Regions from separate parts of the Homo sapiens genome. Here all the other regions are linked to region 3. The links are chromatin loops, found by intact Hi-C in ENCODE. Cell type or tissue: heart right ventricle. All regions are shown on one strand. Links, peaks and the distances in the headings refer to the core of each region. The heading gives the core; the rest is flanking DNA.

Region 1 (10,453 bases), core at 1,200-9,199, 330 kb after region 3:
CGTCTCTACTAAAAATACAAAAAAATAGCCGGCATGGTGGCAGGCGCCTGTAGTCCCAGCTACTCAGGAGGCTGAGGCAGGAGAATGGCGTGAACCTGGGAGGCAGAGCTTGCAGTGAGCCGAGATCGCGCCACTGCACTGCAGCCTGGGCAACAAAGCGAGACTCCGTCTCAAAAAAAAAACCAAAAACCAAAAAACAAAAACAAACAAACAAAAAAAGTCTTTCAGAATCCTAGTATCTTCATTTCTACAATGTGGATGTTTTTGAGACACCAAAGAAATTATAAATAAAGATAACAGCAATAACCAATGTGGTAGCCAGTCTCTGAGATGGAGTCCTACCTCCTGTTACTTATACCCTGGTATTTATATCACTCCTCCCTCATTGTACCAGTGTTGGCCTGTGACCAACATAATACGGCAAGGATGATGGTAGGTTACTTTAGAGGTTAGGTTATAAAAGATCTGTCTTAGTTATGCTTTTTCTTTCTCTCTCTGTCTCTCTCCCTAGGGGAAGCCAGCTGCCATGTTGTGAGCAACCCTATGGAGAGACCCTCGTGGTGGGCACTGAGGCCTCTGCCAGCAATAAGCTGAGGAGCAGATCCTTTATCCCACTCAAGCCTTTGGATGACTTCAGCCTTTGCCAAGACCTTTGAGTGCAACCATATGAGATAACCCAAGCCAGAAGCACTAGCTAAGCCACTCCTGGATCCCTGCTCCTCAAAGATTCTGTGACATAATATACGTATTTTTAATTTAAAGTACAACACTTTGGGGGTGACTTGTTATGCTGCAATAGATAACTAACATGACCATATAACAATAGGAATAATAACCAACAAATCAGGTCCCTTTTCTTCATCAGAAGGATTTCATGATATTGCTCAGGTCTAGACTTGGGTATGGCGATTCCAATGGAGTGACTTCATCCTTCTGACTCAGCATCTAACTTCTGATGCTACATTGTCCATTTACTGGAAAACTTGTTGCTTATTCCATGTTGCCTTCATTAATTGCCACTACTGATACCTAGTACACCAGTCTCAAGAGCAGCTATTCAGAAGACAAAGGTCTCTGATAGAAACAGATGTTCTGTTCATCTTTTTTGCTGCTTATATTAAACCATTGCAACAGATTTGTTGCCTTGATTCTGATTGTAGATGTTTTGCACAAATTATATCCCTTTTTAAGTGGCAACAACCACTCCTAGAATACATACACAGCATGATCAAACCCTCATCATTTACACCTCAGTCCTGAGCCACTTGTTTTTTTTTGCTTTTTGTTTTATGTTTTTTTTTTTGAGACGGAGCTCGCTTTGTTGTCCAGGGTGGAATGCAGTGGCGCGATCTCGGCTCACTGCAAGCTCCGCCTCCCGGGTTCACGCCATTCTCCTGCGTCAGCCTCCTGAGTAGCAGGGACTACAGGTGTGTGCCATCATGCCCGGCTAATTTTTTGTATCTTTAGTAGAGACAGGGTTTCACCGTGTTAGCCAGGATGGTCTTGATCTTCTGACCTCGTGATCCACCCGCCTCGGCCTCCCAAAGTGCTGGGATTACAGGTGTGAGCCACCGCGCCTGGCCGAGCCACTTCTTCCATCAGCCCGATTCCTTACCTTTTTGGCCTTTTTTTCTCACCACTGGGTCCTTGTCTTATCTCTGCTTCCCTAATTCTGGTTTTCTATTCTTCAGTAAATGTCCTACTCCATCTCACTTGGTTCTGAGATCTTTCTCTCCTGGTGCTGTCTCCATTGTAGAGAACTGGCCATATATTCCTTGACACTGTCAGTCAGACTCAGAGAAAGTCTAGCTCTGTTGTTTGTTCTCACCTTTAAGACATTGCCTCTGAGTGTCTGGTTCTAAACAATGCCCTGTCTCTCTTGATTCTTCCAGATGCCCCATGTGGAATTATTCAGCCATCATTAGTCTGGGCCAGGGTGGCTTCTGCACCTGTCTTCATCCTCAGATATTTTCAGCTTTATCTTGTTGTTTATATCAGAAACCCTTGTTGTTGATGATGTTCTTTTCTAAATGTAGACTGCAATGGTTCTCAATCATGACTGGCGTTAAAATCTCCTGAAGAAAAAAAGAGAATGCTTACATACTATTGGCGGTAATGTAAATTAGTTCATCCACTGTGGAAAGCAGTTTGGAGATTTCTCTAAGAACTAAAAACAGAACTACAATTTGATCCAGCAATTTCTTTACTGGGTGTATATCCAAAGAAAATAAGTCATTCTATGAAAAAAATATACGCACTTGTACATTCATTGTAGCACTATTCACCATAGCAAAGACATGAAATCAACCTATGTGTCCATCAATGGGACTGGATAAAAAACATGTGGTACATGTACACCATGGAATACTATACAGCCATAAAAAAGAATGAAATCATGTCCTTTCCAGCAACACAAATTCAGTTAGAGGCCATCATCCTAAGCAAATTAACTCAGGAACAGGAAACCAAATATTGCATCTTCTAACTTATAAGTGGGAGTTTAATATTTGGCACTCATGGACATGAAGATGAGAACAATAAACACTGGGGACTACTAAAAGGGATGGGAGGAGAGTGAGCATAGAAAAACTAGCTGTTGGGTACTATGCTCACTACCTGTGTGATGGGATCATTTGTATCTCAAACTCCGCATCAAGCAATATAACCATATCACAGACTTACATGTGTACCCTCTGAATCTAAAATAAAAGGTGAAATGGTTAAAAAATAATATCTCCTGGAAACATTGAAAAATAGTCAGATGCCCAGATCCTATTCCAGATCAGTCATAAATATTTATGAAAAGCTTCCAGTTGATTTTCCTGAGTATCTAGGGGATAGAACCAATTGTATTCAGTGAGGGCCAAGAAAATTGTAATGCTGTGCCCACTAAACAAAAACCATCTGGGAGCCAGATTCACACTAGGGTGGCCAGTTTGTGACCTCTGACTAGAGGGTGTGTTGACGGTCTTGCTGGGAAGCCAGGGGCTTTGTTTGTGTACTCCCACAAGATCCTCCAGATGGGTAAAGGAAACAGTGAGCAGAGAATTCAGAAGCAATTAGCTAGTGCATACGCTTCCAGGGCAGCCCTGCTCCAAGAGGACATCTGATAACCTGCAGATAATTATAAGTTTATGGCGAACAAACTATTGCTGAAAGATGGCATCGTGCACAGCTGTTGTTTAGACAAACCCGCTGTAGAGTTTTGGACTTGGCACTAGGAATCCCTAACCGTGGCTAAACAGAAAAACTCTGTTTGTGCAGATGGAAATTCAAGATAGAATGAGTGTCAAAGCTTTAAGAACAAAAGAAACAGAAGCTTGTCTGTTTTGAAAAGAATAAAAGTGCTGGTGTATAGTGATATAGTTCTTAATCTACACATGTGAATGTCCATATGCTACTGCAGTTGTTAACTCCAAATCCAACATTAAGAAAATGGATTTGATCTTTGCATTAGTGTGTAGAGCAAGATTCTCAAACTGAGTAAATTATAATTGCTTTCCAATCTATCTCCCTTAACATGTTTATACATAGTGTTTATAAGAGGTGCTAATAATATACATAGCAAGTGCTTTCTGATTTCTTTTTAACATTTTAACATAGCTGTTTAAGAAATTTTAATATAATCTCTGCTATGCTGATTAACTGATAGAAATGGTATTAATGACTTTTTAAGATTTTAGTTCATTCTATTCATAAGCCAGATGCACAAGGATTAAACTGTATCCATAGTCTTGAGGAATCCATAATCAAAGAAAATTTAATATTTAAAATTGGAAGTATTTAAAAAAATTTATCAGTATTCCAGCCTCATTCTAATTGGTGATTCAACTTATTGGGGGTAAGAGCACCCAGTGGGGCACATGGGGTCTGTCAGTCCTTGAGATACACACAGACCTTTTTGAATCCCGGCTTCATCACCCACACATTATGTGACTCCAGGCAATCACTCGACCTCTCCCACTGAGTGTCTAAAAATATCACAATACCTGCTTTCCCAGCTGATTTTTGTTATAATCAGAAACTGTAAATATAAAGCATATCATATACAAGGTACTGAGTGCACACTCTGAGCAGATACTTGGTTAAGTGCAAGGCAAAGAACAAGAAGCGCAGGGTACAGTCTGTCTTCTAGCAGCTGACAATATATTTGAGACAATATAGGCAAATGATTAAAAGGAAATTAATTAAAAATACAGGGTACTTGCATTAAGTATTTAAGTTCAGATGAGATATCTATCTTTTATAATTTGTGTATCTTGCATCTAATATGCCGTAAAGTTTCCTGTTATTAAATAGATCCTTTAACCCTCACCCTAACTCTAACCTCATGTGTAAAAAATATATAGTTTAATTTCATCCTTAACATAATCATTAAGAGACATCACTTTATTGATAAGAAGTAAGTTAAAAATTTTATCGTAACGGTGAGATATGTAATTCATCTATGTCATTAGTCAGAGGTTCAAATATGAATCAACTAAATGCTATTTGTAATACAGATGGGATTAATAATTCCATCTATATGTTAATAATATTAGCCTTGAGACAGGCGAACTGCAACTGTCAATCTGCTGGTATCTCAGGCCAAGTGGGTTGAGATCTAGAGCAAGTAAGCCCCAAAGTGTGCGTATAAGTCAGGTTTCCATAACTACCAGTGGTTTGGTAGGCAGGCTACTTTCCAAGGACTGATCTTCAGTACAAAGGTGGTCAAAAGGCTGCTGGAGCAAAAGGTAGGTGTGAATCATCCTAGGTGCTAGTCAGAGTCAATAAAATTAATATAACCAAAAACAGAGCAGGGATTCTGGACATACAAATTCAGACAGAAAATAGGAGGTTTAATTTCTTTCCTTTTCTGTGAAATTGGCCTAAAATGAAAACTTTTCATTTTGCATTAATGACAGTCTAATATTAATGATGGGTAAATTTCATGACACTTTCACAAAGATAGACTTTATCTTCATAAAATTATTAAACTTGGTTATAACATTAGCGAGTGTTCAGTCAGTGAGGTTATGGGTATATGTTTTCTATGTTAGATTTTTGAAGATAAACCTCCAAAGATAGATTTAAATCTATGGTTAAAGGTAATGTCATAGATAAGTGACATGATTCATGGTCATCTCAATTTTTGCTGTGTCCTCATGATACAAATTGCTTTGACCACTTTAATTAAAATGGTGTTCAATAAAATATTGGGGGCTCTATAAACTAAGCTTTTTGATGTAGTATAGAGCAAAAAAAGAAAAAAAAAAGATAGGCTATGCTTTTCTTTCATTTTGCAGCCACAACAAGAATTCTGTATCTCAAAATTTGAAGACTCATGGATACTCATGAGTACATGAATAGTATGGAACTCAGGACACACAGATTTTCTTCAAAGATACAATTTCTGAAAGCCTGGAGGTCTTTAAAGACAATAAAATAATCCCTTAAAGTATTTTTCTTTAATTGTCTGAACAAAAATGTGTTGTGCTCTTAGAGGAGACACTTTTAATGTCTGAAGAACATATGAAACCCAGTGCCTTAGAACAAATTCGAATTCAGAGGGAAGGTAACTTTATTTGGAAGTTATAGTGTCCTGAAACTAACCGAACTTGTGGAAAACAAGCAGCCTTCTTTCCCTTGGAAGGCCTTTGGGAAAATATGTCTACAAGTGTCCCTGTGGAGTCAGTATTTCGGAGACAACATAGGAACCACATGTCCTTTTCCTTGCCTGTCCAGCGATGTCTAATGTGGGTGTTCATTGAGCCTGACAACCAGAGTGTCCTTAAAAGCAGCTGATCTCATTCTCTGTGGGCGCTGAGTTCCTCGTTCTCAAAGTCAGAAGTCATGGATGAGTCCAGAAGCTCCAGCCCTGCCCCATGACCCACCTCTCTGCCTGACAGTCTCGGTGAGAGAGCCAGAGCCAGAGCCCTCAGACCCCTGCTGCCATCAAGCAGCGGAACAGCCTCTTTTGTTATCAGACGGCTCCAAGAATGCGGATGCAGCAGTTAGCTCACTCTCTTAAGCCTCTTGTGGTTAACATGAATAGCATTCTTTCAATTGCTGCCGATATGAAATATCCTAAGTCTTCAAGTCAACAATTAAAAACTCAAGGTCATATTTTTACAGGAGATACTGAAAATATTTGCATTTGGGAGGTAAAACATTTTAAATTGGAGTGGTATGTGTATTTATTCTGCATCTAGATGTTGTAAAATGAAGTAGAGGTTTGTCAGTTATTCAGGTTTTATGAGGCTGGAGAAAGTCAAGACAGATGATATGCTCCCCAAATAAGATCGATCTATCTATCTATCTATCTATCTATCTATCTATCTATCTATCTATCATCTATCTGTCATCTATCTATCATCTATCATCTATCTATCTATCTATCTATCTATCTATCATCTATCTATCATCTGTCTATCTATAAAGATATATATATAAAGATATCTATCATCTATCTATCAAGATATATATATCTATATATATAAAGATATCTATCTATCATCTGTCTATCTATAAAGATATATATCTATATATAAAGATATCTATCATCTATCTATCTATCTATCTATCTATCTATCTATCTATCTATCTATAAAATTGCAGAGGCTGACTACTTAGAAAATAGTTATTTTTGGTTGCGTAAACCAAAATGAACTTATCTTCTTTATCCTTCAGTTTTCCTATAGAGCATAATTTAGCTCTTGAAGATGAGCATAATTTTTACTTCACAAAGTTAGAAAACCCTACCCCTCTAACTTTCAGCTTTTATATCTGTAAAATGAGGTAAGACTACTACTTACATAGCCTGTCTCATCCTGTTTATCTGCAGGTATTATAGAAGCATAGCCAAGATGTACTAACATGCTCTCTGGATTTGTTTTCTCAGAAGTTTGTGTTTTCTCCTTTTTTTTTTTTCAAATCTGTGTCTCCACCCCAATTTTCCACCACTTCCCTGGAGTACTTTTTCCATAGTCACTCTTGTTAAGATTCTAACAGTATTACCTAGCCTCCCACTTTCACTATTCCTTGGAATGATCCCTTTCCTCAAGCTAATTAACTGCCTCTGTACCTTTAAGGGTCAGTTTAAATATCACCAACTCTAGGGTCCCTGAGAGCCCCACCAGCCCCACCAGGTGTTACACTCCTACTATCTTCCATTAATTCCAAGGACCCTCCATGCATTCTGTGCATACCATTTCATGGCACTTATGCTGAACTGTAATTTCTGATTTACATGCCTGACCTGACCATATTTATAACACTATATATATTTTAATACTGAAAGTTCTGGCAGAGTACTTACTTGACACATAGTAAGTGCTTATTAAATGCCCATTGAGTCAATCAATCAAATAAATAAAATAAGTGAAGTATTTTGTGCACCATTTGATTCTAAATACCTGCCTAATTTCATTTTTTTTCTAAAAATTATTGATAAGTTAGAACATAGGGGAGAAAGATCCATTCATCAGACACTTCTCAATACTGTTTGGAAGAGCTGACATGGAAGAATGCAGGAAACTTGTTTGCATACTGTGTCTGTGCACTGAACTCCCTATTTTGTGTAAAATATAAAAGTAATAAATTTGAAAGTAACATGCTAATATCTCCAGATCTTCATGGGTTGATAAATGTATTAAGGTGACCAACATTACAATTGCCAAAGTAGATAAATTTATTCCTTTTAGGAAGCTGAACAGTAGTCCAAGTTAGTTTAGCCACCAGGAAAGAGGTTCTGCCATGGAAGACAGGGTGGGAAGAATGCCACCATGGACCAGCAGCAAAGTCTTGGATACAGAGGGCCCAGACCTAGAGAGGTAGGGAAACAATATGTCTTAGTGTGCCCGGGATCATCCCTGTTTATACAGGCTGTTTGAGCATAATTATTTGTAGCACTCTGTTTCTCTCTTAAAGGTGTTCCAGGTTGGAAAGTAGTTAGAAGGTAAAAAAAGATGGATTTATCTGCTCATGAGTGCTCTCATCTTATTTCTTTCCCTTGTCTACCAAGGAAGAACAACACTTACACTACATTAACTAGACCATTTTGCATCAGTGGGTAGTTATTTCATTTTTAACTGGTCTAATATTACTTCTATCCTTTCTCTTTATAAAATAACTTGGAATAAACTCTATCATTTCATAAATTAAATTGTGTGAGTAAAATTAATGGTAATTTTACTGAAATCTAACCATGGGAATTTTTTGTCCTTATTTTTAGTCATTTTGTTCAAACAACTTAGAGCTGAAGTGGAAGCATGCAGACTTTTCCCAGAGATAAATTCTTCCTGCTTGACCTTCCAAAATATTAAGTACCTGTAAATTTAGAGGAAAACTGCAGCAGAATCAGGATAGGCACAAAAAGTAGCATAGAATAATTCCTTTTAGATGGCCATTCCTGTCTAAATTACAAGTTGAGTCTTCCCAGTATAAAGAAACAACTAATTGTGGTTGGCCTCATACATGGTTTGGGCTGAGGTTGGGGAAAGGATAGCCGCAGTGGCTGTAAACTCAGCAGCTAAATCGAGCTCTTTGGGTTCAGTGCACGTGGACAAATGCTCCTGCGAAAATCCTCAAGTTTAAGACGCAGGGTTTTCCCCTTTAACGGGCAACAGTCTGCCATTGAACTGAGAACCCAAAGGCTTTGTCAGGCAGCTGGAGGATTTGTCTGGTACATGGAGAGGAAACAGACAATGGCGGAAGCAGCTCAGATAAGTTTTGGAGAATTTCAAAAATGTGAGGGATCAGAATCAAAGTGTTCTAAGGAAGAAAGAAAAACCTGCTGCCCTTTTCTCATTTCTTATTCAGACTATAAGCATGAATCTGAAATCCTCTAAGCCTGCATGACTAGCCCTTCCTTACTCCTAGTGGGACACATTTTCAGAAGCTCCTTTTCATCTTTTTTTTTTTTTTTTGCATTTGACTACATGCATTTACTAATGAGCATATACAGGTAGAGACCTGCAGTCTCAGAACACCTAAAAGTTTCCATTTATCTCAGTCATGTTTTTAATTATCACCACCTGTTTTCCATTTCCATGTATATGAACGTAATCATAAGACCAATATTCTGTAACATATTGGATAATTGCACAAACTGCTGTGTAGGCAGTCAAAATGGAGCTTTTCCCCGGATAGATGGTAAAGACAGATAGTTCTATGTAAGAGCTTGAAATGTTTGTCTGATGATGGATGAATGAAAGTACATATTGGGCGTAGCAAAGACTAGTTAAGGGTGTTCATAGGAAAGTGTGGGATGTGCAAGGTTAGATGTATGAAAGAATACCTACACTTCACACATACACCTATGCACATCTACACCTCTATCTACACATATACCAATGGCTCCATGGGTGCTCACGAAATTAGTTTCATAATTCCGTTCTCAAGACCCTGTTTCCCACAATGTGCACAGGGAAGGCTGAGCCACCATTACTAAAGATTAACTCATCTTCAACAATAGCCTTTTTATCAAAAGGAAAACAAAACAAAGCAATCCTGCAGAGAATAATTCAACCATCCTTATGTTTTCCTTCAGATTCCTCTTTCATTCTCCACAGTGGCCATTTAAAATATACATGTTCCTCAAATTTATTTACCTATTATCTCCCCTTTCCAAAAGATAACCTGACTTCCCAATTTCCTACTTTCCAGGGAAGGTGGGTGAACTATGATGGGCTCTCCGTCAATCTCTACCCACCAATCTCGGGGCTTAATAGACCACTCCTATCATCTCTCTCTCTCTCTCTCTCTCTCTCTCTCTCTCTCTCTCTCTCTCTCCCCCATTGTAACGGAAGAGAAGTAACTTCTTTTAAAGACAAGTATCTCATAGTTTGTTCTGGATCTCATTCTCTCTTGCCTTCTTACAGACACCTTCCTCCTTTTATTTCCTCATTCACTTTACAGAAGCTGTTTACTATAAGGTCACCAACACCTTCTTTTGGAAATTTATCAGCCTATCATACTCACTTTCTCCAAAATATTTGACACTGCTGATCACTTATTCTTACTTGAAATTCCTTCTTCTGTTGACGTCCATGATACTAGGATACCATGATCCATGTATGTCATGTATGTGCAAGCGTGTGTGTGTGTGTGTGTGTGTGTGTGTGTGTAGCCCCTTCTCTTGTCAATCTTTTTGTCTATTTGGAGAATTCAGAAAAAAATAAATTCTTTGATAAGTTAGAAAGTAATAAGGCAAGAAGTAAAGCAAGGGAAAGAGATAGGAAATGCTGGAGTTGAGGAGACTCAAATTTTAAATAGGGTGGTCAGAAAAGTCCTCACATTAAAAGAGAGAAAGAGAGCAAGCCATGAAGCTGTCTGTGGAAAGAGCTTTTCAGGCAGGGGGAGCACCTGATGCAAAAGTGCTGAGGAGGGAGACATTAGAAGTTTTCTAGTAAAGGAGTGACATCATCTGACTTATATTTTAACAGCATCACTCTAGCTGCTCTGTTAAGAATAG
Region 2 (10,453 bases), core at 976-8,975, 1.1 Mb after region 3:
TGTGTTTAGCTCAAGGTTTGTCAGTGCACCAATCGACACTCTGTATCTAGCTGCTCTGGTGAGGACGTGGAGAGTCTTTATGTCTAGCTCAGGGATTGTAAAGACACCAATCAGCACTCTGTATCTAGCTCAAGGTTTGTAAATACACCAATCAGCACCCTGTGTCTAGCTCAGGGTTTGTGAATGCACCAATCAACACTGTATCTAGCTGCTCTGGTGGGGCCTTGGAGAACCTGTGTGTGGAAACTCTGTATCTAACTAATCTGATGGGGAGGTGGAGAACCTTTGTATCTAGCTCAGGGATTGTAAACGCACCAATAAGCGCCCTGACAAAACAGGCCACTCGGCTCTACCAATCAGCAGGATGTGGGTGGGGCCAGATAAGAGAATAAAAAGCAGGCTGCCCGAGCCAGCATTGGCAACCCGCTCGGGTCCCCTTCCCCACTGTGGAAGCTTTATTCTTTCGCTCTGCAATAAATCTTGCTACTGCTCAGTTTTTGGGTCCACGCTGCTTTTACGAGCTGTAACACTCACCGTGAAGATCTGCAGCTTCACTCCTGAGCCAGCGAGACCACGAACCCACCAGAAGGAAGAAACTCCGAACACATCTGAACATCAGAAGGGACAGACTCCAGAAACGCCACCTTAAGAGCTGTAACACTCACCGCCAGGGTCCGTGGCTTCATTCTTGAAGTCAGTGAGACCAAGAACCCACCAATTCCGGACACAGTTTGATTTTGAAGAATCTTTTGCGTTCTACAAGAGATTTGGAGGATGACATTTAGAATAATATTGCAAATGGAATGTGCTTAGGAGAAGTATTGTGTATAGTGTTAGAGACTCCCTATTTCATTTTTTTGTTTGTTTGTTGTTGTCGTTTTAAGAGACAAGCTGTCACTCTGTCAGGCAGGCTAGAATGAGATGGCACCTTCTTATCTCACCGCAGCCTCAAACTCCTGGGCTCAAGGGATCCTCTTGTCTCAGCCCCCCAACAGGTACACACCACCATACCCAGCTAATTTTTTGTAGAGACTCAATCTCACTGTGTTGCCCAGGCTGGTTTCAAACTCCTGATCTCAATGATCCTCCTGCCTTGGCCTCCCAAAGTGCTGAGATTACAGGTATGAGCCACTGCACCAAGCCTTATTTGGTGGTTTCTCTTCTTGGTTTAATGTTGGCACTTCCTCCCTTAACTTCATGACTTTGGGCGATAACCCCTCCATCATGCTATTTCTACAAAACATACTATTGTTTTTACTATTTTTAAAATAGTAGAAACTATAGTGTGTACCTCACAGTTTATAATCAAGAGTAAATGGTATACTGTGAGTCAGATGCATAGCATGATACCTGTCACACAGCAAAAGCTCCATTAATGGGTAAATGTCTGCTATTATTGCTCAGAGAGAATAAAAGGAAGGTGCCTCAAAATGTCTTTAAAATGACCATGAAGAATCCATATCCTTTCTCACATTCATATAGAACCTCCTCTAATTGAAAAGCTCATCTCTAAGAACACTGTTACTTATCACTTGTATGGTGATATGAAATGAGAAGTGTCCTTTGGGAGCCTGCCATGTAAGTCCAATGTTACCGACACAGGCAAGATGCACAACAAAGACAAATCAAAATGAAGTCTCCACGCTAAGAATTTACATTAAGTACAACGAAAGAGATAAATGCATTTTTTTGGTTTGCTTCATGAGACCTCTGGTATGATGAGTTGGCTCATTACATTTGCTTTTTTTAAAAGGAACCCTATAAGACATTATCAAGAGACTTTTCAATCCAATCTATTTGTGATTGCATCTTTGTTTTCAAAGAAACTATTTTTGGAATTGTTGGTTTAGAGTTCCATCTCTTAGTGTGGTCAAAATTAACTACTTAGAGATACTAGGCAGGATGTAACTGAGTCAGCTAATGGAACTCATGTGTTGAAGAAAAATTTCTTGACAAAGAAAAAAAAAATGGAAGGTTGGGGCTAGAGGAAGCACCCATGGGAATAATAATGTGATTTAGAATATGCCTTACTACACTGGCATCTGAAAAGATTTTATATCATCTTCTTTCTTGAAAGGAAATTAAATTGCCATAAGAGGCTATGCTATCCTAAAATGGTAGCCATCTTTTTGTTTATTTTTAATTAAATTCCATCCAGATAAGGGATCCTCATCTTCTTTCATATGGGCTTTTCGGACTGCCACTGATCCATGTACCAGATAAACAAAACACCTTCCAAATTCAATCCATTTGGGATAGCTACTTTCAAAAGCAGTGTTTTAAGAATCAGATAACTCCTAATATCTTTTGGTAGGGAAAGGGAAATTCCTATTTATTTTAGTGGCTGGAATTACCTCTGAGGCCTGAGAGAAAAGTTACCCCCCAAAGAAGGAGAATGTAATCTAATTCTTCCTGAGTGCTTGCACTAGGGAAAGTAAGCAGCTGTCTGTTGTCATTTGAAGGGCTCTGTGACAGCTCCCTACCCTTTAAAATAAGCAAACAAAGAAACAAAAATAAAAACCACTTATATCCATTAGCCCTGCCAAAGTGCTCACAATTCTCACATTCATTAATTCACTTGTTACTGAGAACTGATCAGGCACAGGCCACGTGCTAGGCACTGGAAGCACAAGCCCTGTTCTCACAAGCCCACAATCCAATCATATTATGTAACCTTTGGTAGAAGAATACTTTCCAGAGTGTGTTCTGCAAAACAAGTTTATAGTATAATATAAATTGTGATCTGTAAAAACGGTAAAGACTTCTGCAAGCAAATACACTTGAGAAATAAGTTAAAAACCATATATACAATTTTCATTTACTGAGTAGTTCTCAGTATCTTTAATATGCCCCCCAGACACCACTGAGTGCATTGTTGAATGCAGAGGGAAGGATGGATGGCTGAGGGGGAAGGATGAATGCAGCAGGGTTTGGATAAGACCCTAACTAGAATGACCAGATTTCCTTAGCCCTTTCGATTTTTCCCATTATCACTGAATTTCGGTTTGATTGTTGCTCCTACATTTTGCAATAAATGCCAGCATTAAGTTTTAGTTTTATCTCTTTATGGGTACCCAATCCTATATTACTTTATGTAACTAAGCTATACCAGTTCCCGTTACTTGCACTGCTTGGTGACATTAGGGATAAAGAAAAGGGCATGAGTTTGAGAGTTACAATAGCTTTAGCACACTGACTGGCACTCAATGGAGCCTCAGTAAATATTTGTTAAATAAATGAGCAAATATCCGGACTTAAATTCCAGCTCTGCCATTTCCTAGTTGTTATTTGAACATTCTGAGCCTTAGTTTAGTCAACTGTAACATGGGACAATGGTATTCATTTTAAAAGAAAGTGATCAATAAGTCAGCTATTTTCACTTCTAGTGGAAGTAAATTTTGCTTTTCTCTTTTGGAACTACATTACCTAAGTTTATATGACTCCTCCTCGCTTTTATTTCGTGGTTTTAATACATGTACTGACTAGGTCACTTTTTCCAAGTCTGGGCTTCACTATTTGTTCTTGTTTTCTTGTCAGAATTAAAACTTTAGAGAAATCTGAAGGACCAATTCAAAAGTCACTACAGTCCTTTCTTTCCAGATTCCATCTTTATTCCATAATTATTTAATGAATGCTGAGTATTCTGAGGGTTCTGTGCTAGGCACTGAGGCTATGGTAGGCAAGGGTCCTACCGCTATGAATATTAGCAGCATGAGAAACCAGGGGGACCCAGAATTAAAGAACACTCATCTCTAGGCTGAAAGACCTTTGTTGTATCCAGCATATGAATAGAAAAATAACCACAGCAAGGCACATTATTACAATACTTCAATACACCAAGAATAATGGAAAGATGTCCAAAGTAAAATAATAAAAACAGGACATATAAATAGAAGAATGCCAACAGCCTTCTCACCAGCAACATCAATGCAACATGCCTAGGGAGAAAAGACTTCAAAAGTCTTTTATCTGTCACCACTCTTGGTTAGGAAATTATTGGAAGACTTGTACCAGCAAAAGAGAAAAACAATAATAGAAAAAGACATAGAACCCAGGAAACAGTGGTTTCAACCCCCACAAAATCAGTGAAACTGAGTCCTGGGGTGACTGTAGAGCAGGTTTACAGAGGAAACTGTCCAGATTGAAGCAAGAGGAAGAAATCCCTGGAAGAGATGTTTTCATGAAAAGTGTGAGGACTTAAAAGAATAAATAATGCAGTGATACATTCTGAAAGGCAAGTGTATAAAATTATTCAGGTGAAAATATCATCAATCACCATCACAGGCAGAATCACTACTGAGTTCTGCAGTGACCGGAGGTTTACATTGCCATCATAAACCAAGCATTTGCACTAGTTTCTTAGGGTACCAAAGCAAAATACTAGTGAGCACATACACTTGAGAAATATGAACTCTTGCACTTCAATGGAAATTGAGGGACAAGTTATTTAGAACTTTCTAGGAAAGGGTCAGTAACTTCCGGGTCATTGCCATGGCATAAACTGTGTGGCTTAAAACAATAGAAATCTTTTGTCTCCCAGTTCTAGGGTCTTAAAAATTCAAAGGCAAGTTGTCAGCAGGGCCATGTTCCCTCTGGAACTTGAAGTAGATTCTTTCCCTGCCTCTTCCTAGATTTTGGTAGTGGCCAGTAATCTTGAGTGCCCCTTGGCTTGCAGCTGAATCACTTCAATCTCTTCCTGTCACCGCATGGTCTTCTCCCAGTGTGCCTGTCTTCACATAGCGCTTCTCTCTTCTTTTAAAGGCAACAGTCATTTTTCGTCAGTTTTGACAGGTGAATTTTGCTCTGATGAATTCTGCTATTTTTTAAAATAAAATTTTGAGGTAGTTTTAGATTTACAGAAAAGCTGAGAAGATGATAGAGTTCCCATATACTCCACACTCAATTTCTCCTATTATTACTAATAACATGTTATTAATGTACATTTGTCACAACTAATGAACCAATATTAATAATTAACTAAAATTTTTATTTTATTCAGATATGCTTAGTTTTTACCTAATGTTCTTTTTCTGTTCCAGGATACCACATAGGTTTAATTATTGTCTCCTTACACTCCTCTTGGTTGTGACAGTTTCTCAGACCTTCCTTGTTTCTGAGGACCATGACAGTTTTGAGGAGTACTGCTCAGGGATTTTTGTAGAATGTCCCTCACCTGGGATTTGCCCAATGTTTTTCTCATGATTTTGGTGCAGGACAGGCAGATCTCAGCCCAGGAGAGTTCTTGGCTTTGCCTAGTAAAGAATTCAAGAGTGAGGTGGTGGTGTTAGACAGCAATCTTCTATTGAAGGGTACTGCTCCTTGTAGAGTAGGGCCAACTCAAAGACACTGCACCCAGAGTCAGCAACATATGGGCTTTTTGCAACTCTATTTATACTCATGTGAACCCACTTTTAATTGTATGCAAATTAAGAGGTTGATCAATGCAAATTGAGGGGTGGGTCATTTAGAACTTTGTAGGGAAGGGGCCATAACTTCTGGATTGTGTTCACAGAAAGGGGTGGTAACTTCCAGGTCATTGCCATGGCATTTGTAAACTGTCATTGCACTGGTGTGAGTGCCTTATGCTAGTGAGCAGTAAGGGCAATTATGGATCCCTTTTGTCGCCATCTGCTGGTTGCTGCTGGTTTTTTCTCTTCATCCTGTCTGGACCAGATCCTATTTTGGTCCACAAGGTTGTGACCAGAAAACAAGTCCTGCTGGTCTCTTACCTCAATTAGCCTGGGCTTATGGATTTTAAGAAGAAGGCTACAGAGGCAAAGTGCCATTTTCAGCTCATTATACTAAAAGCATGCACTACCAAATTGATTTGTCACTTATTACTATTAACCTGCACACATAGCTGAGATAGTGTCAATCAGATTTCTGGACAAAATATTACTCTTTTTTTCCCCCTTTCCAAACTATATCCTTTGAAAGAAGTTACTGTGCACAGCCCACACTTAAGGAGTGAAGTTATTCTCTACTCTTTGAGGGCAGTGAGTCTACATACATTATTTGGAATTCATTGGTATAGGAAATTTTTCTATTGTCTTCTATTGTTTTTGTTTTGTGAGCCAGCCTTATTAGTATAACCACCTTGACTACTAATATCATTATTATTGGACTGAATCAATACTCTAAAATTTAAAACTTTGATAGGAAAAATAGAAACTTGAAAAACAGTCTATGTTAAAGCTGCAAATAGTTTTTTAAAATGGCAATGGACTCATTTGTCATGCACGGGTAGCAAAGATCATTTAAAATTGAGATCTTTGAGGGCTATCATTCTAAGGAATGGCCCTGTGTAACATTCTGTAAAAGGTTGTCCATGGTATAGGCAGATGTTATGGATGAGAATTTGCAACCAGAACCACTGATGCATTATAAATAGTATATATTTTTTTCTAAATAAATGTGAATCTAATCCTGAATCAGTTCAATCTCAGTTATTACTGGGTCTGATAAAAGTCTTGAGAGTTTTAAATACTCCTTTCTGGACACTAGGAATGTGTGTCCTTTGTCCCATCCTGCAGAGTCTTTTCATGACCAGTGGCTTTGCCACCTCAGTCCCATAATTGGAACAAGGGAATCTCTGCCAAGGAATCATACGGCAAAGTGCAGCCTTCCAAGGCATGTCGGGCAGTCATCCCTCTGGGCCTTGCCCTGCATCCAGGCTACTGCCATGGGGCAGTGCTTAATGGACCAAGGTGCTGATACTGAGTGGGCGCCATGACCTTTCCTCCCTTACTATATCAAGAATTCCATTTTTCAACTGGCTCTTGGATATTCTTCCTTAACTTCCCCCTGCCCAGGATACTTAATAGGTTTAATTAAGTAATTGCAGCTGACAAAACAAGTAGGACCTGATTTCATCAGCTACTGCGTTCTCTCCTGCAGGAATTTTTGGGACATGAAAATCTAAAATGCCTGGTTTACCTATTTGGAATCAGAAAAAAAAACAATGGGATCAAACCACAAGTTAAAACCTCGAAAAAAGTTATCCTGCCATTTTCTTTGCTTGTAAATTCGTTTCAGCCAAGAGAATGTACTTCCCATTTCAATGTCCCCCACTGAGAGGACGGACCCTAGGTCTCTGTCCAGAGTTGGACAACTCTCATTCACAAATAAAAGATAAAGGGTAGCAATTCCCACACACAAAGCCACCCTACCCGTGTGGATATTTCCATTAGGCTCTAGGCCCAATGAAAACTTGAAACTTCCCAGTCCTCCCAGCACTGATTCTAGCCCATCCTAGTGGTTCTGCCTCACTCTGTGTTTAAAGACTAAAAATTTTAAAACAGACTATTTTTTAGAGCAGTGTTGGGTTAACAGCAAAACCAAACAGATAGTACAGAGAGTTCCATTATACTTCCTGCCTCTACACATGCTCAGCCTCCCCAGCTATCAACCTCCACCAGAGTAGTACATTTGTTACGACTGCTGAGCCTGCATTGATCCATCAATATCACCCAAAATCCACAGTTTACATTAGCATTCACTCTTGGTGTTGTACTTCCTATGGGTTTGGACAAATGTTTAATGCCATGCATCTATCATTATAGTAACATATAAAGTAGTTTCACTGCTCCAAAAATCCTATGTGCTCTGCCTGTTCATTCCTCTCTCCATCTCCTCTCACCCCTGGCAACCCAGGATCATTTTATTATCTCTAAAAAAGTTTGCCTTTGCTAGAATGTCATATAGTTGGAATCATACAGCATGGAGCCTTTTCAAATTGGCTTCTTTTATTCAGTAATATGCATTTATGTTTTCCCCATTCTTTTTTCTTGGCTTGATAGCTCATTTCCTTTTAGCACTGAATAATATTCCATTGTCTGGATGTACTTCAGTTTATGTATCCATTCACTTACTGAAGGACACCTTGGTGGCTTCCAAGTTTTGGCAATTATAATTGAAGCTGCTGTGAACATCCATGGGCAGGTTTCTGTGTGGACATAAGTTCTCAACCCCTTAGGGTAAGTATCAAGAAGAGTGATTGTGATTGCTGGCTCATGTGCTAAGAGTATGTTTAGTTTTGTTAAGAAACTGCCAAACCATCTTCCCACTGTTTAGGGATTTTAAAACTGGCAGAAAGTTCAGTTGGTCCTCAACCAATTCTACAGCCATGTCTCTGCATCATCAGAGTCCCTGTGCCAGCGATCAGGAGAGAGTTCTCAGGACTATGATGGGTGAGTAGTCAGCCACACCAGAGCCAGGCAATCATCTCTCAATGAAAATTCTGGCCTTGATACCTCCTCTTCCTGATTATTGAGAAAAAGGAATGCTGATGATTTGGCTTGTGCTCTTCAGAGATCAGAGTTGGTGCATGCTCTGGTTCCTCTTTGGGTTTCTGAGCCCTAGCCCAACACACACACACACACACACACACACACACACACACACACACACACAGAGAGAGAGAGAGAGAGACAAATGTGCTTTAGCTTCCACATCATTAGCTTACACATTATTAGCTGGACCAAGGGGATGTTTATGGCTGTTTCCCCTCTGAGGCTGGGCGGTGTTCTCTCCTGTTATGTCCTGACTGTGGGGGTAGGGGGTCCAGCCTCTGCACAGGTGTCCCAGGACATCACCAACAATAGCAGATTAAGGCAGATACAGGTAAACAACCTGGAGTATCTTGGCTTCATTGTATAATTAAGGCGCCTCTGGAAGGAAATATGTGTACAGCTAGCTTCCCAAAGTCTAAAAGTGGTAGTCAGAGTTCTTAATTTCTATGCTAAATCCTCATGAGCACTACCTGGTAGGCCTGAAGCTGGTGCCAAAACCACAGGGACCAGGTCCCCTTGCTTGGGAAAGGGAACAACTATCTTCACTTCTTCCTGATTCTTTATTATCTACAGAACTTGGGCAAAGTTCACAGAGGAGTAACTTTCAGCAGGGAAAGAACCATAGATCTTGGCAGGAAGACTTGGGGCAAAGCCCCTGAGGAAAGGAATTGACTTGTGAACTCCAAGAACAGCCATGCCAAGTAATAGATGAAAGTCACTCACAGTGTTAAATATTAATTTGTTACCCCAAAGGCTTCAGAAAAGTCTTGTTGAAATTCAGAAAATTCAGAATTACAGTATTCAAGATTTAATTTCACCAAATAAAAGGTTTGAGGGGATACTGCTGTGTGAGCCAAGGTTATAATTTAAATATTAACCCGAATAATTTGCACTCTATTTTGATTGCATCCTCTACCTTTTCATAATCCTAAGAAAAGATCATCGTTGTATTGCAATATCAAGAATATTCTCAGTTACCATATGCTTGTAAACTAGTGGTGGAAGCTGTCCTTGGAAAGTAGAAATCACCCACTCATTCCCCTTAATTTTGTAGTCAAACGTTTAGTTCAGAGCAGCTCATACACTGATGGTTTTGCAAATCCCATGAGCAGCGTACACATAGCCTAATTTTTTTTTTCTCCAGTGACTTGTTTTATAATTTGGTAATGCTGCCATTGTATGAGTGGATTTGTCATTTGTAATAAAATTGCTGACCACCTGCAAGATAAATATTGAAGTATCATGGAAAAACACATTTCAGGAGAAACAAAGGCATAATAATTAGAACCACTTATTTTTTCTTACTATGGCATCTTTTAAAATTTTTTTCTAACTACCCCATTACTATAAATTCTGGCTTTCTAAGCTTCAGGGATTACTTTTAAAGGTGAATTTCATATAAGTAGATGTAGCATGCTCTTTCAAAACAGTAATTTAAGTCCATTCTGAAATTTTTATTCTTACATCTTAGTTCTTTTAATTTGGAAATATATCAGTTATTTCTAAATGGAGTCTACTTTAAGCAAATACTCCTGGGAAATCTGAACCAGTTGTGAAATTTGGATTTTTAAATAAAAATTCAAGTGAGAAGTAAACAATTTGCTTGAGATTTGACATGGCCAATAAACCAGAAATGCCTCCCAGTATGACCTGAAATATTTCACAACTTTGGTGAACTGAGTGTAACCTTTTAATAATGATTTTGACATAAAGAGTTAGGCCCAATTTATTAACTAGTTGGGACATCTAATCAATCCAGCTACAGAACTGTCAGAGTTAAGTGACATAAATACAAAATGAATTTTTAGCTATCCAATCCAGTGGCCCATCATGTTTTTCAGGGTAAAAGTCATTGACTTCACTATAGGAAAACCAGATCATGAGAGAACAACATGAAGACCCTATCTGAGAACCCTGGAGGGTCAGCCGAAGTTGCATTCATAGCCAATTCTACCATTTACAAGCACCTGAGGAGGCTATTCAACTTCCTCAAATCTCAGATAGATTATTCACAAGGTTGTTGAGTTTAAGATATTTTTACTGTTGAAAGTGAGCAATGCTTATGCTGTGTTCATCATATTAATTACATAATATTCTGCTGATAAAACTCAAATTTGAGCACTGATTCCAAAGATGTTTGTTCATCCTCAAAGCCATTGAAA
Region 3 (10,453 bases), core at 1,676-9,675:
GAACCAATAATTTGGAAGTATTATTTCCTTATTTCATATATAGAAATAATTATCTTATTTCCTTATTTCATATATAGAATATTCTAGATACTTGGATGGCTGGGGTTGATGTTCTTAGTATTTATCATAGTTTAGCATTGGTTGTTATTTTTAAGCATCAGAATTTGAAAGCCAATGATAATACCTGATTAGGACTGAAAATAGAATTATCTTAGTAGTTTAGCACTTTTTATAATGGAGTTGGAGCACTGAATTTATTTTCAAATTACCTAGAATTCTGCATTGCTCAAACATTATTCAATTGATTGCAAAATATACCTTGGAAACCCTTTGGATAGAACAGTTCAGAGGGTTACCACTAGTACTTAGAGCCTAAAGTCACTCAGTAGGAGGTTCTCAAAGGTCTATTTGAAGGCAATCCAATTTCTTTAAAATAAAATATTTTTTGCCTTTTAAAACAGATGGGTGAAGAAAGGGACGTATAAATTCTGGGAAACCTCTTATGTTTTCCTCCCATTTCCTTCTATGTCTCCATTAATGTGCTAACTTGAAGGAATTTAACTTCAAGGAAAGTTGACTGATGAAGTTTATGTAGAGCTGTGAATATTATAATTTGTCAATACTTTATTGATAATGTTAACTTTGTTTTTATTTGGAAACATTTTTTCCAGTTGACCAAAGCAGAATTCATTCTGTTCTTCCCTCAAATTCATCTATTAGGATCAATGTGATTGACATTTATCTCCACTCTGCATGTCACTGATATGGTATAGACGCTATAAGCCCTGTAGATATTATGGGTATGAAGACTATTTGAGGTGAATTGGCAGTGAGAGCAAATTTTGGAAACAGGAGAGAGAACTACTTCGTGCCTATAAAAAGCTCTCTCACTCCTTCCCCAAGAAAACAGGAGTCTGAATTTTGGCCAGCTGGGTATTTGAATCTTACTGACTGTTGCAGCACTGGTAGTCCTGGTAAATTTTTTCAGTGGGCGAGCTTTTCTGAAATTTGATTAAACATATTAGTCAAGGGAATCTGTGAATAGATTTAGAAGTAGAATGTTTGAGGTGGTTGACAAGACATTTAGAATTGTGATTAATGTTTTAATAAAATGCTAAGTTAGAATGAATAATCATAATTATATAGATGGAAGATATATTCTAACAGTTCTTAAATAATTTTAGATTCTCTAAATTTAGAGTGTTTTCTAGCTTAGAGAGCAATATTAATATTTTTTACCTAGTCTACTGAACATAATTTCAGGGAGTTAGTATTTAGGACTTTTTACCTAGAGATGCGGTAAACCTTTTAAATTTAAATTTGCTTTCTTAAAATACCTGTTCCAACATTGCTCACCTTTCTTCTCCCTCCTTTTTGCCCTCTCCTTCAGTGGGAGGAGCACATATTCAGCTTTCTGTTAAACACTCTTTGGTTTTCAACTGAGTAAGGCAAGCAAGGATATATGTTAGAAGAGTGGGCATAATACTTTATATTAAAATTATAGGGACTAAAAGTCTAAATCATTGCTGTCAATAGGACTTTTTTTGATGATGGAAATAATTTATGTCTGTGCTGTTCAATATGGTAGCCACTCGCAGAGGTGACTACTGAGCATTTCACGTGTGGCTTGTGATACAGAGGAACTAAATTTTTAATTTTACTTAATTACTTTAAATTTTAAAAGTTACACGTGGCTAGTGGGTCTATCCCAACTATGAAGAGAATAAAGCTACAGAGCATCTATCTAGTCTAATGAAACAACAGTGAATTTGGGAATTGTAAATCTGTCTTAAGCTTTTTCCATAAACTTTTATTGATATAATTTAGGCATATACAAATACTGGTGAAATTTTATTGATTGAATTATTGTTGACTTTTTTTTCAGTATTTATATTTTTAAAAAGATATGTTTCTTTATAATTAACTTGTATTGTAGGGTAACCATTGTCCTTAAATGTTAAGCCACTTAGTTAATAACAAATAGCATTTGGTTTTTTAGCATTATTTATCATCTGAGGCTTTCAGAATTAATGCACCAAACCTTAAATATTTTTGTTGTTCTCTAAAAGAATGGGTTTATGATGCACCAAAAGGACATTTTGAGAACTGCCGGAGCAACAGATACCACCATGTAAGGAGTGAATTCCCATGTTTTTCACTTATATCTAGAGGCCTACTTATTTAGGAGGTTTCCTAAGTAAGTGTATTTAGTTGTAGGACCTTAGAGTTGCCTAGGTCCATTCTATTCTAGCATATACTCAACATACTGCCAGAGCAAATGTAGGTTGCAGATTCAGGCAAAACACACACACACACACACACAAAACCCTGAAGAGCACAATGAGCATTATTAGCACAGCCAATTTAAAATGATGAGGTGTTAACCACATTTGTATAAATAATAGTTTCTCTAACCCTGAATCATTATCCTGCATTTTTAATGCAATCGGTTCATAAACATCAAAGTGAAAACACCAAATTTGTAAGAGGTCAGGACCAACTGGGGCTCTAAATGGAGAGACAGCTGAGAGCTGTGTCCCTATGCGTGGGTGGCCTTGCAGCTGTTGATTCACCCTCAGGCTACCAGACAGTTGCCTCTTTGCATTTGCAGAACCAGACTTCAATCTTAGGTAAAAATGTATCCCTCCCATGGACAGGACATAAACAATAGATTGACATCAGCTCTGAAAACAGTGCAGCAGCCAGACTCAGCAGTTGCCCTGAAATACTGAGAAGTACCAAGCATAACATCAAGACTGTTTCTACACAATAATATTTGTCTTTGTACAGCAACACTGGGTTCTCTTAAGTATATTATAAATATAAAAGCTCAAAGTCCAAAAGGTTCAATGTGATGATATCCTTCTCTACAAATGCCAGGAACACCAGGGTAGATTGCATGAGACATGACTGCCGTATCTTGGTCCTTACTAGGATTCCCAAATATACTCCTTAATAACCAGTAAAGTTATATTTACACTGGACATTTTAAGAAATACCAGTGTTCGTTGTTAGATGAGAGACAGCATAATTTTGGAATCACAACTGAGTTCAGAGTTCAGTTTTGAGTCCTACTAGTTTTGTTTCCTTGTGTAAGTTTCTTAACCTTTGTAAGGCTAGCATGTAAATCAGATACAATAATATATAGTTCAGGGTGTAAAGATTGGATTAATGTATGCAGTGTCTATCTAGCACAGTGCCTGTTATGTAGTAGCGTGTCAAGAGATGTTCTCTCTTATGCATTTGGAGGATTAGGTGCTGCACCTATAGGTTTCCATTCATTTCTCATCTATGTAATTCTGAGTCTTCCTTTTCTAGATAGAATTCCCCCCAACAAAAATTTAAAGTCTAACAGGTGGTAGGTGCTTATTGAGGCCCAGCAATTCTACTTCTGGAAACCTTCCTCAGGAAAAGATTCTGATGACAGAAAATGCTGTGTGAACAGTATTATATAGAATTGTTTTTAATAGCAAGAAATTTTTTAAAACTTACAAGTTCAGTGATATGAGGACATTTACATAAACTATCGAACCACCAGTCTTCTGTCAATTCCTTTTAAAATGATGGTTGTGAAGACTGATGAAAACACAGTGTCAATGATATGTTAACTGAAAAAGTAAGATTAAAAACATTATGGATAGTATAAGTTTCTTAAATGCCAACAATGCATGAGGTGAATAGAATAAGACTTTTTTTTAAAGAATGTAATTTTTGACAGTCTGAAAAGACAGGCCTTATATTTATATTGAGAAAAATGATCCTGACATTTAATGAGACACTAAAACAGTTTTTATTTTTTGCTTACTTATTCTGTTCTAGAATCCAAACTCTACATACTGTTTAATAGAGCATTATTGATATTAGCTGTATTAGATGACTGTATGAAGAGTCCTGTTTGCTAGAATCCTACTTTATCTTTTAAGTTTTGCTAATTACCCTGCAATGAATGTTGAACATAAAAAATTTGACTCCCTTTCCATGTGTCCACTGTTTCCTTGTGCCTTTTGATTAATAAAACTTTATTTTTAAGTGAGAACCTCTGTTTTCTTGATTTTTAAAAAAAGCCATTGCTATTTTGTTTTTAACCATCCTATTTTGCATAGTTCTATCACTTATTCAAGTAAAAGTTGGAACAGAACATGTAATAATAATAGCAAACATTTAAACAATATTGATTTTATGCCAGACAATATTTAAGGGTTTCATAATGCCCCTTAATTCATACCCTTTTCCTTATAACCCTGTTAGGTAGATGTTGTTATTGTCCCCATTATACAGATGAGGAAACAAGCAGTAAGTTTCAGTAACCTGCCCAAGGCCACACAGATAGTATAGTCCAATCCAGGTTTGAGTTACAGAGCTGCTATACACAATAGTGATTGCTCACATTGTAGATATTAATGTCTTATAGAAAATTAGATTCTAGAAATTGAACTCTTCTCTGGAAAGAAAAATGGGCATTCAGTATTTTGGTCTCATTTAACCATGACGTAAACCTATGGCCAATGGAAGGTAGTAGTAGATGCCATGCTCTTTCGGGTCCTCACTTCCAAGGTGACAAAAGGAACAATGATCATGCCAAAAAGGGTGGCAGCCACATGTGTGCCCAAGGACAGGGCTATTAAGAATTTCTTTATTCAAAACACAGTAGAGGCTGCAGCAAGTGTCTTCAATGCATATGTGCTTCCCGAGCTGTATGTGAAGCTACATTATTGTGTGAGTTGTGCCATTCACAGCAGGAAGCCTGCAAGAACTGAACATCTCCACTTCTATTTAGACCTGCAGATGCTGGCACCAAAGCTCATGTAAGGAGCTGAGTCTTTAAGGACTGAAGCAAAACTATCCTCTGGAGAAAAGTAAAATGGAAATAGTACTTAAAAAAAATTAATAGATGCCGTTAATCAGAAGGTGAAAATTTTCCTGGCTGTGTCAATTTAGAGTTAACATATCACCCCAGGCTGTTGTTGTCAGTTTATTCTGTAACTTGCTACTGGATAATTCATTATAGGTCTTGCCTGAGCATGTCTGATAATTAAAACTTTATATTTGAATTATCTGGATGCTGCAGAAATGGAACTACTCTACTGAAGTGGTATCCAATAATTTACTATATACAGCTATTGGTTTTTTATTCCTAAGATACAATATATTGGCTATTTGCTGCTCTGTTACTTAATGACATTAGATGACTCATAAATGTAAGTGGTTGACATTTTTGCTATTAAGAATTTAGATATTCAAATTATGCTTTATAAATGAGGATTAGATTTTTATCATGTTATTGCCTAGGAGATAACAGGTAACTAAAACTTGATAATTAAGGATATCCCATTGCTGTTGATCTAGCATCTTTTCTAAAAATGCATGTTTTACAATATTTATGTGAAACTAATTTTTATTTGATGTGCAGTAACAACAAATCAATGCAAAATTATACATTAATGAATTTAACAGTATGAAGTTTTAAGACATACCACAGCTTTCCTCTAGGTGGCATGATTTCAGCTATCATTGAGTCAACTGATAAAAATCCTTTTTCCCTACAAGCACACGAGTATGTAGTTTCTGAACAATCAGTATAAGTGTGACATTGATTAGATTTAATTGTTACAACTGGTTAAATAACCAGATTGACCTTATAATAGTCTATTGTTTAATGATCTTAAGTAACTTAAAATTGTAAGACAAAGTCCTCTTAAAGAAACAGATACAAAAAACTTGTTACCTCCAATAACCCAGCAGGCAAAATTATTTGTCTCTTCAGGTCACAATGACACACCCATTTCTGGATTTATTTCTTTGGCATATATTTATTTCTTATGGTAGATAGTGCTATTTGCTTGGAACAGTAATGATACTGCCTTTTTACTTAAAAGGACTCATATAGATGTAACAAATCTAAAGAGAAACCACAAATGGTAGGATTCTTGATCACAAAAATTTTCACGTTAACAGGAAACAGCCCCTTCAATTATGTGAAAGTAACTTTCCTGGTGTCCCTGGTTTTATGAAGCAGTTACTGTGTGCTAAACAAGAAGGATCAACATGTGAAAAGTCATTATTATGTGACCTGCAAGCATCAAACAACAAACAGAAACACTGTTCTTTTTTTTTCTGTACTGGCACTAAAATGGGAAGGGGGGCCAAACTCGTTTTTACCTTTGGGATTCTTTTTCTGTTGTTGATTTTCAAAAATTTAAAAATGAATTTCTCTGGCTATACAAAGAATACATAAAATGCTTGTTAATCCCATTATTGTTGTATTTATCTTCTCCTACCTTTCTCTGTGGGAGACTGCTTTCATGGAGCTCAAAAGAACTTGACCAAGCACCTCTCGGGGGTTCATTTTTGTGGCAGTGCAGGTTTATATTAATGCTAAAATTGTGCAAGTAGCATTTTCAAAATGTATCTCTGATGGTGATTTTTAGAATATGCTGCATAGGCAAAGGAAAAAAAAGGTCTTGGAAGTATGCAAAATATAATATCACCACTGTAACCGAAAAAAGGTGAAAGACTAACAGATGTATTCTTACAGATTTAAAGTGGCTTCATTTTAAATAAGGTAATTATCTGGGAGAGTCCTGATTTACCCCTGTTGTCTTAGTGTATCAATGAGTGGCATCCTCTTTACTGCAAAAAATGTTTGGATTTGTGTGACAAATGATGTAGCTACCCTAGTTATGAGAACTTTATTTTCTACTAAGATTTCAAATAATCATCAGTGAGAGTTTGTGGTCTGTAGTCTCCCGTTTTATAAATTATAACCATCTATATAGCTGTGCTTTTCAAAATACTTACATACTTAGGCTTTTAAAAATACTTATTTACTAATTTTTCCCTCTATCATAAACTACACTGAGGTTTTCTTTTTTTATGCAATTACTATTGACCCTTGGTTTTTATTTATTTATTTTTTTTTTAATTGCAGGCTAATCGAGGCAGCAGAACGGCATATTTGTTTGAAATGTAGGTTGGTAATTTTGGCAGTGGAAATTTAGACATTTGGAATTTTACCCAATCTATGAAGCCCACTGAGATGATGACAGACACATAAATTCATTTAAAGACCATGTATCTTTAAAAAAAAAAAAAAAACTTTTGTTATATTATACTCATTTTAATTATGAGAACACAGTCATATTTTTCTCTATCACTCACCTTCTCTTTTTCTTTCTCATCTTTTGTGTTTATTTTTAGTTGGCCAAAACACTCTCTCCATTTCTCCCCAGCAACCTCATTCTGGTTTCTTGCTTTGTGAAGTCTATCTGTGAACTTCTGTGGTGACAGAGTAAATGAAGGAGGAGTAGAGATTCTGTAAAGGTGAGTGTCAAGTACTGCCCTAAAAAATAAGGAAAATTCTGCTGCTGGTTTCTTTTTGTCAACATTAGGATTTTGTTAAGCACTTATCCATAGCGTTATGCTGTGTCCCAACTATTACCATATGTTCATTTATTTATATCAGTTACTAAATGCTATCTTAGTGGGTGAATTTCACCAGGGGCAAGAAACCAGAGGCTGCAGCTACAGGGATGACATAGCACAGGCCACTGTGAGACTGCCTCCCAAAGAAAGACTTTCCTGGAGAGCTAAAATTGTAGAGTTATGAGTGGCCCAAAAGCCACAAGCAGTAATCAATCAACTAATCATAATTCCAAAGGGTGAGATAATGTTCCCACAGTGTATCATTAGTGTGATGAGTTTATCTCTTTAAAGCCTCACAACCTGCTGATATGCTGTGGTTTTTCTTGGTCCTATCTCTTTATCTTTTACCACCTCTGATCTCTTTAAACCCACCCTGTTTCCATTTTCCTCCCCGCCCATTGTTTCCTCATTTTTCCTTAACACTTCTTCCTTAGATTAACCTTTAAATACAAATGGAAATAATAATCGGATTATTTTTTGTAAGGAAACCACCTTTCTGTTTCATTATTCATAACTAGAATAATGAAATAAAGCTGTTTATAGAAATGCATCTAGAACATGAGACAAAATTGATATAGACCAAACATTGTTCTTGAATAGTGGTATCAAATATAAAATTATAAATAAAATCTTAAAAGACTTTTGGTGTATTTTCATATTAAAGGGTTATTTTGCATTTATCAAGTATCACTATTTGGGGGGAAATGTAATCAATTACCGTCGTTCCATGTATTTCTTTTTTTCACCTCCTGATTTTTCATGCTTGAAACCGTTCTGGAAAGCTTCCAGAATTGTTACAAATGAAGTTATGCTTTGGTCAATGTTAGTAAGGACCTATGATCCATAGGCGTAAAACTCCAGGACAGGGATGAGTAGTTTTGTTTTCTTCAGCCTCTTGTAGAAATCCCACATTACTTAAGTGAATAGACCCATTGATGAGTGGAGAATGGCTAAGAGTGGAAACAGCTCCACTCTCTACCTCTGTAATTTCAAAACAAAAGATTCCATTTGAGGGCTTTAATAAGAGACTTTAATCGTGAATGCTTAACTGAACTTTGATAGTCATTTAGCATTTTATTCACCAAAAGTGTATTTTCTTGTCCTTCCCTCCTATAATTACTGGGGGCAAAATACCATAATATTTAAAATGTGCCTACAGAAACTACTAGGAGGCAGAACTAGAAGCAAATTCTTCTTGGGTTCTTTCCTGGCTTTTCAGAGAGAGCGAGAGAGAGAGAGAGAGAAGGCCAGATATTTTTATTATAAATTCCTTGACAGAAATAAAGACATGATAGGATAAGAAACTCACAGAGTCAGTGAGTAACTTGTTCAGGATCACAAAGCCAGAAAGTGACAGAAATCTGAACCCAAAAAACCATGACTGGAGCCTGCCCTTTAAACCACTGTGCTCTCCTGCCTCCTTGAAGTAATCAAGATGGGTGTATATCATTTAAATACCCTTTTACCATGAAGACTGTAGAGACCCCGGCACATAAGACCTCCATTAAATATAGAGATGAAAAGGCATTATAAGAGCCATTTAATAGAAGAAATGATTCATTTACGGTTACCAGGGAGACAGCTCTAGCAATCTTGCCGGTTAGGTCTTCAAAGAACTGATCATTTGAGAGGTGGAAAGGGGCTCCTCCTCTCCTGCTATACTCACTTACTGCACTTACCCATTCCAGAAGCTTTTACCAATACCTCCCGTCTTACCCTCCTGGGCTTTGGGGAAATTAAAGTAGCCTCTTATGAGTAAGTCAGGGGTCTCAGGTCTAAGGAGTTGTTAAGTGAGCAATAGGTACTCAGTAAACTAAGTATTATGAACAAAAGTGTGTATGTCTATGTCAGGAAGAGGGGTGGCCATCAGAATTTATGGCTTGCGCTGTTTTCCTAGAAGTGATGTAAATGAACTTTTGCTACTCTATCCACACTCTAATCTGAATCTACTTAAGGTGCATCAGTGTCTGTACCAAGAAGGTTGTCTATAAACATGAAAGATGCTCACTGGCTTGTGGAAGCTGAACCTGTATCCTCAGCAAAATACAGTGATAGCTAATTCAGGTAACCAGCCATATTCCACAGCAGCATCTTCTCTCAGTAGCTCTGGTTTGGAGCTCCTGCTCTGTGTCTATAATGGCCACAGGTGTAAGAATATTCACTTTTTGTCCAATCTGTAGAGCTAGCCTACTGCAGTTCTCAAACTGAACTCAGAGGGAGGACCTAACTGGATGAAACTACTAGTCTGACAGTAGCGCCTCTTGATTATCTTTTTCTTGGGCTACTGGGATGGTAGCTTTGCTTCAACTCAAAACTGGTATCAAGGAAAGGAACCTGCTGGTGCTGATTTATACATAATTTTTAGAATTATTCAGAAGTGGGTTGGAACAATTATTTTATTCCAGAGTTTTTCAATGTGTGATAATGGAAAAAATTCTGTATTCAAGGGAGTTTGGAAAATGCTGGGTTAAAAGAGTGAAAAGGTTTTCTCTTCTACAGGAGTTTCAGAGCCTTTAACATGATAATGTTCCAGAATGAGGAATCTAAGAGGACAGGAGAGTACCCAGTATCTCCCAAACTTGTTTGACTCCAGAATTCCTGTTTGTCAGAACATATTCTGGGACCATTGTTTCTCAGAAGTACATAGTAGGTAAGAACATAGTGGATCCTGACTGCAAAAATCCAGCTCTACCACTTACTGTGGTCTCGAACAAAGTACTTAACTTCTTTGTACCTCAGTCTCCTCATCTGCCAGATATGGATAATAAGACCCACTTTATAGGTTCATAGTGAAGATTAAATGACCATACACAACACACATCAAATTACTAAGTGTAGTATATGTTAGCTATTATTATTTTATTTATTCAGTGCTCTACTAATAACCTAGGCCCCATACACAACTGAAGTATAAATTCCAAAAGTGATAGAAAGTTCTTTGTGACTTTTCTGAACTCAGGAACATCTGAAGTAGAGAACAGTATAGAGATCTTGGGTTTGGGAGTACATTCAACAGAGTTTCCAGTTTAAA

The links. Peaks named below come from ENCODE experiments on the same cell type or tissue, not always from the same donor. Only the 100,000 strongest peaks of a DNase experiment are listed, where the experiment ranks them.
Region 1: a loop joins it to region 3, with 2.4 times the contacts of the local background. A loop is called at or near these places in 20 of 110 quality-filtered maps.
Region 2: a loop joins it to region 3, with 4 times the contacts of the local background. A loop is called at or near these places in 45 of 110 quality-filtered maps.

The regions. Positions count from the first base shown.
Region 1 is chr1:218,668,680-218,679,132 of GRCh38, forward strand. No RefSeq gene overlaps it. Among named protein-coding and RNA genes, the nearest start is that of LINC02869, 160 kb to the left of the region's middle. RefSeq lists a silencer at 5,648-5,942. In heart right ventricle, for the core only: a CTCF peak has its summit at 6,013; a DNase peak (open chromatin) is centred at 5,782; H3K4me3 peaks cover 722 bases; H3K27ac peaks cover 983 bases.
Region 2 is chr1:219,411,184-219,421,636 of GRCh38, forward strand. It overlaps LOC107984018 (a long non-coding RNA gene), which reads right to left. Exons shown (of 3, transcript XR_002958460.2): 2 at 535-756. It also overlaps a transcript of LYPLAL1 not described here. Among named protein-coding and RNA genes, the nearest start is that of LYPLAL1-AS1, 140 kb to the right of the region's middle. RefSeq lists a silencer at 5,676-5,725. In heart right ventricle, for the core only: CTCF peaks have their summits at 5,636 (motif pointing left) and 5,837; a DNase peak (open chromatin) is centred at 5,608; H3K27ac peaks cover 1,571 bases.
Region 3 is chr1:218,333,948-218,344,400 of GRCh38, forward strand. It overlaps RRP15 (ribosomal RNA processing 15 homolog), which reads left to right. Exons shown (of 5, transcript NM_016052.4): 5 at 1-4,036. It overlaps TGFB2-AS1 (TGFB2 antisense RNA 1), which reads right to left. Exons shown (of 3, transcript NR_046268.1): 3 at 10,249-10,453. It also overlaps the pseudogene RPS26P17. Among named protein-coding and RNA genes, the nearest start is that of TGFB2, 6.2 kb to the right of the region's middle. In heart right ventricle, for the core only: a CTCF peak has its summit at 5,494 (motif pointing right); no DNase peak of the experiment used is centred there.